Linked DNA regions of Homo sapiens: region 1 is linked to region 2. A link is an interaction called in ENCODE POLR2A ChIA-PET data of the cell type or tissue named here. Cell type or tissue: GM12878. All regions are shown on one strand. Links, peaks and the distances in the headings refer to the core of each region. The heading gives the core; the rest is flanking DNA.

What was found. ChIA-PET counts read pairs that join two places held together with the same protein. Peaks named below come from ENCODE experiments on the same cell type or tissue, not always from the same donor. Only the 100,000 strongest peaks of a DNase experiment are listed, where the experiment ranks them.
Region 1: POLR2A ChIA-PET joins it to region 2 with 7 read pairs; 2 of 35 experiments call an interaction of 5 or more read pairs at or near these places.

What each region holds. Positions count from the first base shown.
Region 1 is chr20:16,733,502-16,741,665 of GRCh38, forward strand. SNRPB2 (small nuclear ribonucleoprotein polypeptide B2) reads left to right here. Exons shown (of 7, transcript NM_003092.5): 4 at 3,760-3,900; 5 at 5,351-5,401; 6 at 6,824-6,912; 7 at 7,345-8,164. The coding sequence ends at 7,504. Among named protein-coding and RNA genes, the nearest start is that of SNRPB2, 7.6 kb to the left of the region's middle. In GM12878, for the core only: no CTCF peak of the experiment used is centred there; no DNase peak of the experiment used is centred there.
Region 2 is chr20:16,487,917-16,496,172 of GRCh38, forward strand. It overlaps KIF16B (kinesin family member 16B), which reads right to left. Exons shown (of 26, transcript NM_024704.5): 12 at 6,375-6,434. Among named protein-coding and RNA genes, the nearest start is that of KIF16B, 81 kb to the right of the region's middle. In GM12878, for the core only: no CTCF peak of the experiment used is centred there; a DNase peak (open chromatin) is centred at 3,855.

The sequences.
Region 1 (8,164 bases), core at 3,165-8,164, 250 kb after region 2:
TGGCAGCCTCAGGAGTTGACAACTAATCTAACAGCTAGTATTGTGATTTTTTTTCTGCATTACAGGTCAGCAAACTTTCCGTAAAGGACCAGATAGTAAATATGTTACACTTTGCAAGCCAGATAATCTGTGTTGCAACTACTACTCAACTCTGCTTTTATAGCAGGAAGAGCAGTCCCAGATGAGAACAGGCAGTGTTGGCTACAGACAGTAGTTTGAGGACCCCTGTTTTATACCATGATGCTTAATTCAAGCCTCAGCACCTTTTTTTCTGTTATTAGAGCAAGTTCTTCTCATCCTCTATCCAGCTCTCCTTTTCCCATCACTTCCCAGCTGACTGGACACCATTTTTGTGGAAAAGCCTATCCCAGGAAACTGTGGGATGGTACCTATGTAATGTAATTTTTAGTATATTGGTGTTTCCTGAAACCAGGCGGTCTCTCATAGTAGTATAAAGAAACACCATAATTGAGATCTCAGTTGGCAGCAGCATAGGGCCTGGGTTTTAGCTTACATCTAAAATTATATTAACTTGAAAGTACAGTTTCTTCCCATAGAGGGTTTAGAGCTATTTTGCTGAGTTGAGATGACAAGTTTGCATGTGTCTGTTACTCAGATACAGGAAAGGAAATTGTTTGCTGTGTTGGGCACCAGCCTCACCTTGCCAACTAATTATTTTTTAAAATTAGTGGGAAAGTGTATTAGATTGATTATTATATTGAAGCATTTTGGGAGGTCTATTCTTTTCCTACAGAAAGGTAACAGATACTGCCAAATCTCCATCTTAGAAGAGGGGAAATAGAGTTCTTTGGGCTGTCTTGTTTATGTCTTACTGTGGTTGTAGTTGCTCTTCTGTTTTAACTCCAACATACCGATCAGAAATGAACAAAATTTGCTATAACTTGGAACTCAGAACAGAATTACTCTCTCTGATTCAAGGGCATTTAGTTAATGCCAAAAGTACCTTAATAAAGTAGAACTGTCTTCCTAAGGGCTTCGTCATGAAAACTTTGGCATAAGTGTAAATCTTGCCCTTCTCTAAGTTGTGGTTAGACTTTTATCTCTAATAGGTATTTAGCCTAGACTAGCGTTTCTCAACCCTGTCACTTTGGACATTTTGAAATGAGTGAGTCTTTGTTGCAGGGGGCTGTCTTGTTCATTACCCCGTGTTTAACAGCATCCCTGGCCTCTACCCACAGGATGCCAGTAGCATAACAACGAGTAATGTCTCCAGCTAGTGCTAGCTGTGCTCTGACAGACAAAATCACCTCTGGTTGAGAACCACTGGTTTAAATGAGCCAGCTAAGAGCTATTGCTGAGATCAGGTGTTTTCACAGGTGACTAGGTCATAAGGACAGACAAATCAGGTCACCGAAGATCTATTCAGGTCAGGCACGAGGTTGCAGAGCCAAGGGAGTTGTGAGGGAACCCTTAGGACCAAGTCAGAAGTTAGTCTAACCCTTCAGCCTGTCTCCTTTTGGTTAGATGATGATGGCAAGACTAGCAGAGTTGCATGCAGGGATAAGCACACTTAGAGCCACTGTGGTACGGCAGCCCAGACCAGCCAGAAAGAGCCTGGGATTCTGAGGTGTGGGTTTAGGCCTACTCCCTCCCCTCTTGTTTCCCCAGTGTAGTCATCTCTAGCTGAAGTAAAGGAAGAGGAAGAACTGATCTTGGTTTTGACAAATTCTTTGCTTTGTAATCCACACTACTTTAAAATGTTTCTTGTTCTCTTCAGATCAAGATCAAATTCTTGTTATACGAGGCAATAAAATTTTGCATACCTATTGTATACAAAGTAATTTGTACAGATTACTACAAAGTAGTAATTTGTAGGATTATTGCATTTTGATCAGAGAGGCAATAATTCTTTCAGCTCCAAGGAGGAAGAGTTTGCTTGAAATGGAGGTTGGAGATTGCAGATAGTCCTACCTAGATAACGGTTTAACTTATGGCAGAAATATTCAGACAGTTCATTGGCGCTGAGTATAGTTATGTGATAATGCTTTAAGCCAGGGCTACTCAAAATGTGGTCCCCATGCCAATAACATTACCATCTTCTTTGTGCTTGTTACAAGTGCAGAATCCCAGGTTTGCCCAGACCTACTACATCAGAGCTTTTACCTACTTTCCAGGCATTTGGAATGCAAACTATAATTGATCAAATACTATCTTGGACAAGTTTTTGAACCCTTCCCTGTTGTAACTGTTGCCTCTTGGTGCCAGCATGAAAGGCATATGCAAGTGGTCCAGTCACATTATCTGTGATTCCATTCTTTTGTTTCCTTTTAAAACATTTTAAAATTTAGTAAGTTGATTCCACTGTTAAAGTCATTTCATGTAAAGGTGATAGATTCAAAGGAAAGTCATTCCCAGTCTTCTGTACTTTTAACTATTGGAAGTAACATTCCATATGACACATTCCACAGCTGCGACACATGTCAATGCTTCTATTGAGAGTCACTGGTAAGGGGAAGGCAACTCTCCAATGCATTTTTGTTGTTGTTGTTTTTGTTCTGTGTGTGTCTGTTTTTTTAAACACACGTGCTTATAGCAGCTTTATTCCTAATCGCCAAAAACTGTAAACAAACCAAGTATCCTTCATTGAATGATGTAAATCAAATTGGTACATCAATACGATGAAATACTACTCGCTGTTAAAAGCAACGGCATAGATGAATCTCAAAGACATTATGCCAAGTAAAGGAAGGCAGCCTCCAGGTTATATCATGTATGATCCTATCTATGTGACATTCTGGAAAGGGCAGCAGGGACAGAGAACAGATGAGTGTTTGGAAGAGGAGGGGTGGGGTAACAAAGGGGAAGCATGAGGGGATTTTTAGGTGATAGAACTGCCCTGTGTCCTGATTGTGGTGGTAGATACATTAATCTTTACAAATGTTACAACTCAGAGCTGTACATCCAAAAAGTTACGATGCAAAAAAGTTTTATTTAAATCCTCACATTTATGATGTTTAGAATTCTAAAAAATGAAAAAAAATTCAAATAAACTCATTAAAAATGGTTTAAAAGAAATTTTCCATCTAGTTTTCTGCCAGAAAAGTTGTTCTGTGGGGACTCTGCCAAACCAGCCCTAGTGTTCTGTGGGCCTATTCTATCTGTAAAACAGGATTAGTCTAGAATGGCGATTTTCTTTATTTTTCACCAGCTCCCTCAAATTGCATCCCTAGGTGCTCCCTCTGTGACTGTGGGGTGAGGGTAGGTTTGGAGAGGAAAGGGCATTTGGCCTCCAGTGGGCTCTGGAGCCACAGTTCTATGTCAAGCTGAGCAGTTTTGCTTTTGTTTGTTTTATATGTTGTTTGTTGAATACCTCTGGATTAGAATAGCTGATCTTGAGCCAGATCCTCAGGCACTGAGGAGATTTGAACAGTTCAGGATTCCAAAGCCCGCTGGTGGAGCCCACTCATTTGTTCCTTTAACACTTCAATGCAGTTTTCTCTATTCTTTGATTAAATGGAGAGAAGCCGTGGTACAGATATTTCAAAGTCCTGTGTTTCTCACATGAAAATATATGTTTTTTTAATCTAATAAACACACTTGAATCTAACTTTGTCTAAATTATGAATTATAGCCCACAGTTTACTTCCATTTGGCACTCAGTATATTCTGACAGATTTTCTTAGGGATATGTTTAAAATTAGCTTGTAGTGTATTTGCGTAATGAAATTTGAAATATTAATGACTAGTGTAAACATCCTTCAGCATGAGAAGTAACCTGTTTTCAAATAATTAAAACAGCGAATACAGTATGCAAAAACAGATTCGGATATAATATCAAAAATGCGTGGAACTTTTGCTGACAAAGAAAAGAAAAAAGAAAAGAAAAAAGCCAAAACTGTGGAACAGACTGCAACAACCACAAACAAAAAGCCTGGCCAGGTAAGAAAGACCAAGAAAGTTCCTGTTTGTATTGGTGTTAAAAACTTGATAGATGCTTGTCTTACAGGTAAGGAATGATCTTAGGCTTGTCTGTATATGTGCATAAATGTGTGTTTAAAAGGTGGTTTTAAGAAGCTAGAATGGTTGACTTATAAAATTCAGTATTAAGAAACAAAATATAAACCTTAACATGGAGATTTATATTAAGCAGTTTTATATTTGCATGGCATTTAATTCGATCATTGTTTAAAATATGTTAATACCTTTTGGTTTATTTCTCAAGTTTTGCTGCCTATAAATAATACTGTAGTTATTATCTTTAATCATGAGTACTTCACTCAAAGTATCTTTCTGGCTGGGCGCAGTGGCTCTTGCCTGTAATTCCAGCACTTTGGGAGGCCGAGGCAGGAGGATCACGAAGTCAGGAGATCGAGACCATCCTGGCTAACACGGTGAAACCCCGTCTCTACTAAAAATACAAAAAAAATTTAGCTGGGCTTGGTGGTGGGTGCCTGTAGTCCCAGCTACTCTGGGGGCTGAGGCAGGAGAATAGCATGAACCTGGGAGGTGGAGCTTGCAGTGAGCCGAGATTGTGCCACTGAACTCCAGCCTGGGCAACAGAGTGAGACTCTGTCTCAAAAAAAAAAAAAGAAAAAAAAAAACCCAAAAAACAAACAAAAAAAACAGTGTCTTTCTTTGAACAATTCAGTAATGCAAAATATAATTTGAAATACCAGATAAAAGTGAAATGAACTGCTTGGCGCCATGGTGGCTCATGCCTATAATCCCAGCACTTTGGGAGGCTGAGGTGGGTGGATCACCTGAGGTCAGGAGTTCAAGACCAGCCTGGCCAACATGGTGATACCCCGTCTCTACTAAAAATACAAAAAATTACCTGGCCGTGGTGGTGGATGCCTGTAATCCCAGCTACTCAGGAGGCTTGAAGCAGGAGAATTGGTTGAACCTGGGAGGCAGAGGTTGCATTGAGGCAAGATTATGCCATTGCACTCCAGCCTGGGTGACAAGAGCAAGACTCCATCTCAAAAAAAAAAAAAAAAAAAAGTGAAATTCACCAAAAAGTAATTACTTCTGGATTGAAAGTGATTAAAAGTCAGTTTTATTAAATGACTTATGTCCAGTTGTTTTTAAAAGTAAGACTAGGCCTTGGTTTTCTCTTATATATTTCTCCATAATTTTAAAGCTAAGAGGTTAAATTTTATAATATACTATTTAAAGTTTAGGGCTGGTCTTAACAAAAATAACCGACAAATTAAGAACATGAGTGTTTGAGTCAGTGTTAAGATATAAATTCTTAAAGTAAAATTAAATGGAGTAAGAAGGATATCTCTTGGAATTAATGTTATTTTTAATGCAGTAATTATAAATATAAATACCTGCTGCGTTTTTGGAGGGATTGGATATTTAAACTCTCCCTATTTATTTTGCTTAGGGAACTCCAAATTCAGCTAATACCCAAGGAAATTCAACACCAAATCCTCAGGTAATTTTTTTTCCATGTCGTGCTTACCTTAAAATAAGATTGTAAAAATTACAGCAGTGGTATAAAACAATTTCCATGTCTCCAAAAACAAAATGATTTCATCTACAAGACACAGTGCGTTAAATTGTCTGCCACTGCAATGTAAGAACTCAACTCCTGAAGAACATTTTAATTCTTTTTTAGAGAGAGAAAACGACACCTGACTTTATTTCTTGTTTTCCATAATGAATCAATGACAGAATCAAAATGACAGACTTTAAACTCTAAGGGCTGGGAGCAAACATTTTGGTTTCCTCTACAGTACCTAAAGCTTTACACAGTTGCATGGGTAAGGGTAACTGGCAGGGTCAGGGGCTCTCTTCCATTCCAGTTGGTTGAAACACTACAGTGTTACACTCTTTGGGCACATAGTTTTATAGTTAACCTTTGCTCTCACTTCCTGAACACAAATAAATTCCAGCCTTTTTTTTTTAAGCCTCCTTGTACAAATGTTTTAGAAACTCCGTATTAAATCTCCCCATGACATACCTCAAAGAGAAGGCCTCAGTAATGTGCTGATGGTTTCATACTTTTTTTTTTCCAGATGGCGGGGTCTGGCAAGATCCTTAAATCCATAGAATTCTCTGTACCACTGAGGTTTTTCTCCTCTTGTTTTAAGTTACTTGGGTTTTTTATCTCCTCAGCATTTATAGTCCAGTTCACAAATGCCAGCACTTAATCCTCTAAGCCTTGAGTTGTTCACTAATTATTTTTTATACTTGCTCTTTTCTCTTTTATGACAGTAGCAGGAAGACAGAGCTCTTTTCTTATATAGAAGACCCTTTCTTTAGTTCCCCATAACCTCTGGGTGGGATATCAAATGAGTAATATCTAATAAACTAAGTGTTTGTTACTGCTTGTTTGTATGTAACTAGATGCTGTGTATATCTCATTTATTTGCCAAAAATAAGTAAATTAAAAGTCCCTAAGCAGTGGTTCTCGGTGGTAATCTTTCTAGTTCCAATTTTTTTTTTTTTTTTTAGTATGCTGGGAAGTAGTAACAGTACAGAGGAATTGAGTATCTGAGTGATACTGAGTGTGGTAACCAGCTACGGAGGGGTGACATTGCTGGCCATCTCTAATTTTATTAAGATCTTTGATTATGTTATCCAGGTGACAAAATTCTCCAATCACGACTCACCTCCAGAAGCTTAAAACATAATTGTTTCATATACTGTTAAACACTTAAGAGATTTGTAATTTTCCAGACTTTCAGTGTCTTTACTTGAATGTCTGCCTTGCTTAGTTACTGTAAGGTTTTGATTTATTTCTCCAGTGTCATTGTTTTTCAGCTTTATTGTTTGATATAGTAAGATTTCACATGCCTAGCTTACGATGCTGTTTAAACTTACAAGCTAACTTTGCCTTTTTACTTTTTAATAGGTCCCTGATTACCCTCCAAACTATATTTTATTCCTTAATAACTTACCAGAAGAGACTAATGAGATGATGTTATCCATGCTGTTTAATCAGTAAGTTTTTTCATAAATAAGTCTGTTTCTGAGAGCTTCCTCACAGGACAAGTAGTACTTCCGTGGGTTGAATCCATTTATCACACAGCAGTAATTCCTTACAGGTTCATTGATTTGGTTTGGGATGAATCATGAATTGGAGCCAATTTGCCGATTTAGCAAATACAAAGCTAAATTTCCTCTAATGTTTGAATTCTTAACTCTGATTGATGTAATAACAAAGCTTTGATATAATATAAAATAGAATTAGTTTATTCTTGCAGTTCTTCCATGGTATTAATTACACATGAGGCTCTTCCGTCTACTCAGTATTCTTGGTTAGAGTATGGTTATTTTTCTTGGACTAGTATTAGGAAGTTGCTTAACAAATTTTAACACAAAGCAAACATTTATGTACTTGCTGTATACATGAATTGTTTTTCTTCTTTATAGGTTCCCTGGCTTCAAGGAAGTACGTCTGGTACCAGGGAGGCATGACATTGCTTTTGTTGAATTTGAAAATGATGGGCAGGCTGGAGCTGCCAGGGATGCTTTACAGGGATTTAAGATCACACCGTCCCATGCTATGAAGATCACCTATGCCAAGAAATAACATTTGGGATAGTCGTCTTTAAAAGACTTGGTGTTATTTACAGTGTTTGTTTTGATAACATTTGGCTGGGTCATTTTAATAGTTAGAGATGAGGAGGAGTAAAAGTGAAATTTTTGTGAAGGACTTAAATTATCCAGTGTTTCTTTAGCCTTGGTGAACTATGAAATACGAAGGCCTTAATTTTGTACAATAAACTTTTATTTGTATTCTGTGTATATAATGCTTTCTTGATTGACCCATCTCCCTATCATCAAATGACTTCTAGTCTAGAACACACTTAAGGTTTATAAACTTGTGTAATAGGATGCTTTTCTAGTGTTACTTTGGAGGAGCTAATTATACAACATCATTGAACCATTCAATAAAAGTTAAGTAAAATTAGATCACAGAAGCTAGTAGATGACTGTTGTATTAATGGTAACAATGATTGTTCTGGGTATTAGAAGAAAATGAGACCCAGGCAGGATCTAAATTTGATCTTTGTATCCTTTTAAGAAATGAATATATTATTTTGCTGCTAGTAGGGATTCCACAAGTTTTCTTCATTCAGTATTAAATAAAGGCTGTTCTTACTGTTTACTGAGAAAACAGAAAGGGAATGCTATCTTCACACTTTGCATTTAATGCTGTTTCCTTCATGAGGCAGGACTGTTCTAAGGT
Region 2 (8,256 bases), core at 1,347-6,346:
GTAAGACACCAAATAATTCCACATAATTAAAGTCTAAATAAAACAACTTCAATCCAACTTATACAAATTGCTCACTTTCCAAGGAAAAGCCTCTCCAGCTAGGCATCTGCATGTGAGCGCCTGCTTCTCCTCTCCCACCCGCTGCCACACCACAGTCAAAAGCCCTGTGCAGGCAATGAAAACACCAAAGCCAGCCGGACATTGGAGCCATCAAAGGATACGTTTTCAGCAAAAACAAAAGGGACCTTATTGATTAAAAAATGAGAAGAATAACCAATGCTGGAAGGATTCAAACAGCACCCTCAGGGCTGCGAGGACCACTTTGCAGCTCTGCTCTGGACAGACACTCACAGAGGCAGCTCTCCCTTCTGCCGCACCATCTGTCAAAGGGCTGCCAGCTTGGCGCTGCAGTCCAAACTGTCTGTGCGTTATTTTGAAGCACAGAGCTCAAGGAGTTATTTGGAAGCCAGATGACATACCTTGAGCATTTTTCTTTAATTGTTCATAAAACGCTGGAACAGAGAAACCAAAACGTATGCAGGACAGATAAACCCAAAAGGGCATAAAGACTGGGGTGGGGAAGGAGAACACAGGAATGGAGAAAAAACTGGGGATTCCTCCTCTTAAAGGATCACTTCAAAAAAATCATTAGCAATAAAACATAGGGGACTTGTAAAAGCCAAGCCTACAGGTACACAGGGCAGGGGGATTGAGTAGTCACTTTGTAAACCACTTCAAACACCAGGCAGTCAGCACAATATTGTAGCCACGCAAAAGGGAAACCGATATGAAGGGTCTCAAGAATCCATTGATGTCAAGGCTGGATTTATCACAACACTAACTTCCCAGTTCCAAGAGAATCACTGCAGTTTGAGATAAATTTAGCCAGGATGAAAATCACACTGAGGCAGCATTCTAACAAAGAGACCAGAAAAACCCAAGAAGAGAGCTTCCTATGTGAATGGAGCAGATTCTGAAGTGCTGGCAGTGCAGTCCAGAGCCTGCATGTGGAACACACTTGGGTATCAAATGTATCAGACAAAGCCTAACCACGAAACAGAAACTGTTTCAGTATTTAAATCCAAGGGACTTTAATACAAAGAATTGGTTACTTAGCTGAAGGAACAGCTGGAAAGCCATTAGGAACAGTAAGGCCACCCACAAACTGGCAACAGCAGAGACCAGCATCACCCTAGGCAGGAGGGGCAAAGGCATGAGGGAGTATTTCCCGAGGGCAAGGCTATGTCACCTGGCAGAACTGCTACCACAATGGGCTGGTCCTTGCTGCAGGAGCTGGGGCCTTGGAGAAGAGGTACCTGCTGCTGGGGATGCTAGGCGAGGCTGAAGGGGGAGGGCCTGGTTTCTCTCTCCAATCTCCACAGGGATCCAGGAGCCCAGAAAAGGGCGGCCCACAGGGGTCAGCCCACGAGACAGGGCAGAACAGGAGAAGGAGAAGAACAGATATGAGGACAAGGAAGCCTAAGACTACTCTGCATTTCCTCAGTGTGTCTAAATCAACACTGTCACCCCAGCACTTTGGGAGGCCAAGGCAGGAGAATTGCTTGAGCCCAGGAATTCAAGACCAGCCTGGCCAATGTGGTAAAACCCCATCTTTATAAAAAATACAAAACTTAGTCAGGCATGGTGGCACATGCCTGTAATCCCAGCTACCTGGGAGGCTGAGGTGGGAGGATCACTTTAGCCCAGGAAGTTGAGACTGCAGTGAGCCAAGATCGCACCACTGCACTCCAGCCTGGGTGACAGAGTAAAATCCTGTCTCAAAAAAAAAAAAAAAATTCAGCACTCAAACTTGAAGGTACAGACCCGTCCCCTGGGGATCTTATAAAATACGGATTCTGATCCAGGAGGTCTGGAGCTGGGCTTGAGGGCCTGCGTTTCTAACCAGCTCCCCGGTGATGTTGATGCTGCTATCCATGCTATGCTCTAAACAGCAAGGATCTAACGGATCCAAATGAAGGACTGAGCTGTACTTCAGCCATATTCCCTCCGAGAATAAAAATGCACAATCATACAAGAGCCTTTCTAGTGGGAATGAGAAAGTAAGAAGAAAAACATAGCGAAGAGCATCACTGGGACAGGACCGCCGCCTGCACAACACTCCCTGTCACTCTGCCCACTAGGTCATCAGATTTGTATGGCTCAGGGCTGTTGTTATAGGCTGGATTACGACACCCTAAAATTCATGTTGAAGCCTTAACCCCTAGTACCTCAGAATGTGACCGTATTTGGAGACAGAGCCTTTCATTAAGTTAAAATTAATTAATTAAGGGGATTAAAATGAGGTTATTAGGATGGGTCCTAATCCAATCTGACTGGTGTCCTTATAAGAAGAGGGCATGGTGGCTCACGCCTGCAACACTTTGGAGGCTGAGGCAGGTGGATCACCTGAGATCAGGAGTTCGAGAACAGCCTGGACAACATGGTGAAACCCCATCTCTACTAAAAAGACAAAAAATAGCCAGGCATGGTGGTGGACACCTGTAATCCCAGCTACTCAGGAGGCTGAGGTATGAGAATCGCTTGAAACTGGGAGGTAGAGGTTGCAGTGAGCCGAAATCACACCATTGCACTCCAGCCTGGGCAACAAAAGCACAACTCCATCTCAAAAATAAAATTTAGAAAAACACACAAAAAAGAAGAGGAACCTAGGATACACACAGGGAGACCAAGTTGCAGGCACAAAAAACAAGGCCATATGAAGACACAGACAAGAGAGGACCATCTGCAAGCCAAGGATGGGGGCCTCAGGAGAAGTTAATCTGCCAGCACCTTGATCTTGGACTTCCAGCCTCCAGAATTGTGAGCAAATAAAAGTCTGTTTTTTAAGCCATCCAGTCTGTGGTATTTTGTTTTGGCAGCCCTAGCAGATTAATACAAAGGTTTTTATTTTTGTTTCTTGATACTAACCTAATCCCATACATTCTCACCGCATGCCTGCTCTGTGAGAAGCAGAGTGCTAGGAGCTGGCTCGCGGAATGATAATGAGACAGTCCTTGGCCAGATCCTGCTCCTGTTTTTCTGTGTGTAAGAGTTGGCAGAAAGAGGAAGAAACCAATACCACCTAACTCAGAGGACAAAGAATCCTGTGGCAGAAGCAAAACCAAATACTGCAGAAGCACAAAGGAAAAGAAAATTCATCCTAACTGGGAAGTAGGGGAGAAGAGGAGTGATCGGGGGAGGCGGGCTTCAAGATGGATTTTGCTAGAGGAACGGAAAGGGGACACATCCTGAATGAAGGAGTAACACAGGCAAAGACCACAAGACACCAGGAAACCCAAAGCCCCGGTGCACACACCAACCAGCAGCAGGGCCTCTGGCAGGGCGGGGACTCCAGGGGTGGTGGGCACAGAAAGAACTGTGCTAGGACAGATGATACCGACAAGGAGATTAGTGCCTGTAGGGGCCAGGCAAAGAAGTCTGGACTTTAGAAAATGAAAAGTAATAAAAATGAGGAAGGCAGACTAAGGGGCAAGAGAGTGGAGACATAGAGTACAGTACAGAGGATAATAAAACTCTCTCTCATTACCTAACTGTCTAAGACCTGCCTCATTAAGATAAACACATGTTCTACTGTCAACTACTTTCAAAATAACTCAGAACTTAATGATGTCTTCCTCTGTTAACTTGGATATAAGGAAGAGGTTGCCATCCGCTGTGATTTCCAAGCTGGGAAGTAGGGTACGTGGCAGTTATGGATGAGTGCCATGACCCAGTGAGTCAGAAAGAGAACTGAAGACTAACATCCAAGTTCTGAGTTCTGCAGATCAAAGCCCAAGGCTCCAGCCACGATGACCATGTTGCCACCAGCTCTGCTGCAGTCAGTGCCTGCTGTCAGAGCTCACACCCACCCCACAGTCTTTCACTTCCCCTCCACCTTCATTCAACAGGACCGTGGATTCCACTCACGCAGGGCAAGGGAAGCCACCGACTAGGTAGAGAAAGAAGGGAACAAAGTCACTCCCTGCTTTTGAGTATCCAAGAGCTTAGGATCTGGTGATTTCCAGGGAAATTTAAGGAACTTTCAAGAGCAATTCTGACTTCAATGGACCTTCTCCCCACCCACTGACTTCAGCCTCCTGCCCACCATGAGAGGGGGTTTGTACAGCCACTCCTCAGGATATATGCCAATAAACCAACCTCATGGCTCATAACTCAAACAGGGAATATGAGCACACAGCTCAGGAAACTGCCACTGAGTTGGGGTGGGTTTTATGCGCATTACTGGAACAATGACTGACTGATGTAAAACGCTAACAGCAGAAATACGGGAAAGGATACAGATACAAACCCATCAACTAACAATCAATTTCTAAAGAATGTCTTCATAAAAACATTTGAGTAGCTCTCCTCTTCACCTTAGTCTTCAGGCACTGTCTTCCAATAAGAGTTTAAGGCAGCCCTTAAAATATCAAACACGAGCAGAAAATGACTACAGGTTTAAAGCACAAATACTAGCAGAAAAGTCTAAAACAGGCTTATAAGATCGAGAAAGGGAAAAACATTGAAATAGCATTCTCCTTTCTCATAAAGTTTAACACCTAGCATGCATCACATTTTTCCCTTCTCCTATGAAAAGTCATAAAAAAGAAAATAGTTAGACTTATTTTTTAAAAAAGCATTGGAATTGGAGGAGAATTTAACTTCAGGACCCAAAATCACCTTCTGAGAAAAAGCATAAGAAAAAGTTCAGGCTGTCATAGTTCTCGGTGTGGATACCCTTTACAGAAACATTATAAAAGCCCTACTACATTGACATGGAGGGACGCTGCCGCAGCAGCAGAAGAGACGGAGCTTCCATCTTTTCACCTCTTGCAGCATTGCCTCCTGTGCTAATGGGCACTATGTATACTAAGGACTTTTCAAATAGCTAACGGTTTGATTTCTTTTTTTTTCCTTAAGTAAAGTAGATTTTAGTCCTCCCTCTTTGACAAATTTCCAGAGCAACATTACATGGTGCATGAAAAGTCAAATGACTTGGGCTTCAGGGGCTGAGGCACCAACACCTCTTACAGGGAATGCAACTTAAACAACAACAAAGTCACATATTTGGTGAACTTATTCCACATCTGACTATTCTGAAATATGAACGAAGTATTTGCTCAGTTTCCTGCACAAAAATCTCTCAACAAAGAAAATACTGCAGAAGTACCTCAAAATAATATGACATTATCATTGTAATCAGGAGAAGAGAAAAGTCTGAATGCAGAAACCCTCACTTGTTGCAGTACATAAGAAGCTGGAAAGGCCATCTCTAGGACCATCACAACCTACCACCATCTAAACTTAAGCACAACCTCTGATCTCATGAGATACAATCTTTCTAACACCTGGTCAAGCCAAGTTGCCTAAATGGTGCAAGGAGAACATTACATAATATAATGCTGAGCCTGCATTCTGAAACAGTTGTCAGATGCAGAACTCACCTGCAAATCCAAGGCTGCAGAAGTTTACCCTGTGAAACAGTAATTAGGTGTGCCATTCTCACATGAAGGTGATCCACCTTAGGATTCTGCCAAGACATTCTGCCAAGACTCATCTATCTGGTCTCATCAATATCAGATGGAGATTTTTGTTCTTTGGGAAAGTTTTACCTCAACAGATGTCAAAAACAAACCTCACATTGAATAGCCTCTGAATTCTTTTCTCTTGTGCACAAAGTCAGCCAGATACCATCAAAGCACAAAACTCAAATTTGTGTCTCAAACCTGGTATGGCTGACTCTCAACAGATGACAGAGGTTGTCTGCCAACTCAGCAAAAAATGAGAACAAAAAGAAACTTGTATTTTGAAGCATTATGATAAATGGAGGCTACTGCTGACATCTTTTCACAGCAAGTCTTGCCAGAAACACAGGCCATCCCAGTCTAGTCCTTGAGACATGCAGAAAAATATTTTGATAGGAAATTACTAGCTTTGAAATTTCTGAAATCTAGCCGTGCTTTGCAAGCATATTCTATAATATTGCCACGGGAAATATTTTTTTCATTTAATATGTTGCTTTGATATTGGCTTTAACAAAAGCAGAAAAACAAAGTGAATATCCTTGAATATTAAATAGAGTTCTAATATGTGCTGAGTCAAAAATGGAAAAACCCCTAAAAGTAAAGGCAAACATCTTAAATATCAATATAACCTGTACATATTAAAACACACAGCTATAATATCTAATAGCCTTCTTTCTCACTCTTCAAAATCAAACCAGAACTCCCATCCCATGAAAGTCACTAATTGGTTCCAGTGATCTTACCTTAACAAAGTATACAACTGCCATGTTTGGAGATTAAAAAAAAAAAAAAAAGTTTTACCAGTTTAATCCACCATAGTAAGACTAAACACATTTTTCTAGTCCTTACTTTCAAAATATTTTGGGTTTCATTCCACTTATTTGTCCATTCCTTGGTCAATTCTTGAACCTGAAAAGAAAAATATACATACGTGACTGCTTCATAAAGAAAGTTTATAATTTTCTTCTAGTTTCCGAACTCTAATATCTCATGGAAAGATGTACTATAATTTTTTAAATGAGATCGCGACTTTTACCCCTGAAAGAACCATCACCAAAGATAAATCAAACAAGCTGATTTATTCCTACAACCTACATTAGGGCAAAGGAAAGAACAGACAGAAATTTGTCAATTTGCCTAGAATTTCACAACTGCCTTTTTCATGGTGTACTTAAAGCAGCTCCCTTGGATTATTAACCAAAATTACAAGTTTGAAGATGACAACGTCCCATTAAATGGATTAATTTTTCATTATTATACATCAGGTCCTAAAAAATAGTGATTTATTTTTATTTCTAATTAGATGTGATTAAATCACCTTGGATGCTGTAGTTTTACTTTAGGAGATAATTTGCTTTTGTAGCTAATTAACAGGGCTTATAAACCTCATTCTATCTTTTTTTGTTGTTGATAAAAAAAGAAAAAAAGGTGGTTCTTTAAACGACTCTTAGTAAAAGCAAAAATCTTTTGACAAAAATCACTTCTTTCCAGTTGGCTCTAACTTAGGGGAGTAAACACGCTCAACCGCTGAACACAGCACAGTTGGAAATTGCTTCTCAAAGTTAATGGTAATGTTTTGTTAGTTCCCTAAAACTTTTTAAATGATCCTAGGATTCAACAGGAAACAAAAAGTGATATTTGAGAGGTAGAAAAAATATGAATGAAAAATGCGTTCTGTGGAAAGGAAGAGCCAAGGTCTATAGGAGAGTAGCTTCAGAAAGGGGAGAACTCATCCTTTCCAAGCCTTTTCCTTTCAGCACCTTTATCATTCCTGCCACCTCCTCACTCCCAGCAGCAGACACCCTCCCATTAAAGTTACCTGGTCTCCCCAGTAAGTTTCCCTATTTAATCAGGCCAAAATAAATGCACAGAATACATCTGCCTGTACTCTCACTGCTAAGATAAACTGATTTTCTATATGCCATTAAGCATAGTAACTGGAAAGGGTATTCAAGGCAGCAAACTTAATGAAAGAAAGCATCAGTTATTGACAAATATCTGCAGTGATGGTTTATCCAAGAGGAAAACCAAAATATATCTCATTCACCTATAGTCAATCATTCAGGGGTCCTCAATTTACCTCAAATAAGACTGTGGGAATTCTAGGTTAACTTAAAGAAAATAATAATGTTGCTTCTTTTACTACTTATTAGTGCCAAAATCTATCACCTTCTTGATGAAAAACAAATGAAATAGGAGGAAGAGGCTCCCTAACTCTGTGCTTTGCTTGTTTTCTTGTTGTTGTTGTCTTTGGTTTTGTTTTTTAGAGATGGGGTCTCACACTGTTGCCTGGGTTGGAGTGCGGTGGCGTAATCACGGCTCACCATAGCCTCTACCTCCCAGAGTTTGAGTGATCCTTCCACCTTAGACTCCTGGGTAGCTGGGACTACAGGTGCACACCACCACGCCCAGCTAATTTTTGTATTTTTTGTAAAGAGGAGGTCTCATCATGTCACCCAGGCTGGTCTTGAGCTCCTGGGCTCAGGCGATCCTCCTGCCTCAACCTCCCAAGATGCTGAGATTACAGGTGTGAGCCACTGCACCTGGCCTGCTCGTTTTCACTGGTGTGGTAAGACTGTCCTGATTTATCTTAAACCAGTTCTACACTCCAGTCCTTCATTTCATCACTTGAGTGATACCAACCCTACAGACTCCTGATAGCAACAAAAGTCATGTGACTCTCCTGGCTTTTTGTTTTGAAAAAGCTTTCAGAGAAGGAATATTCTTATGC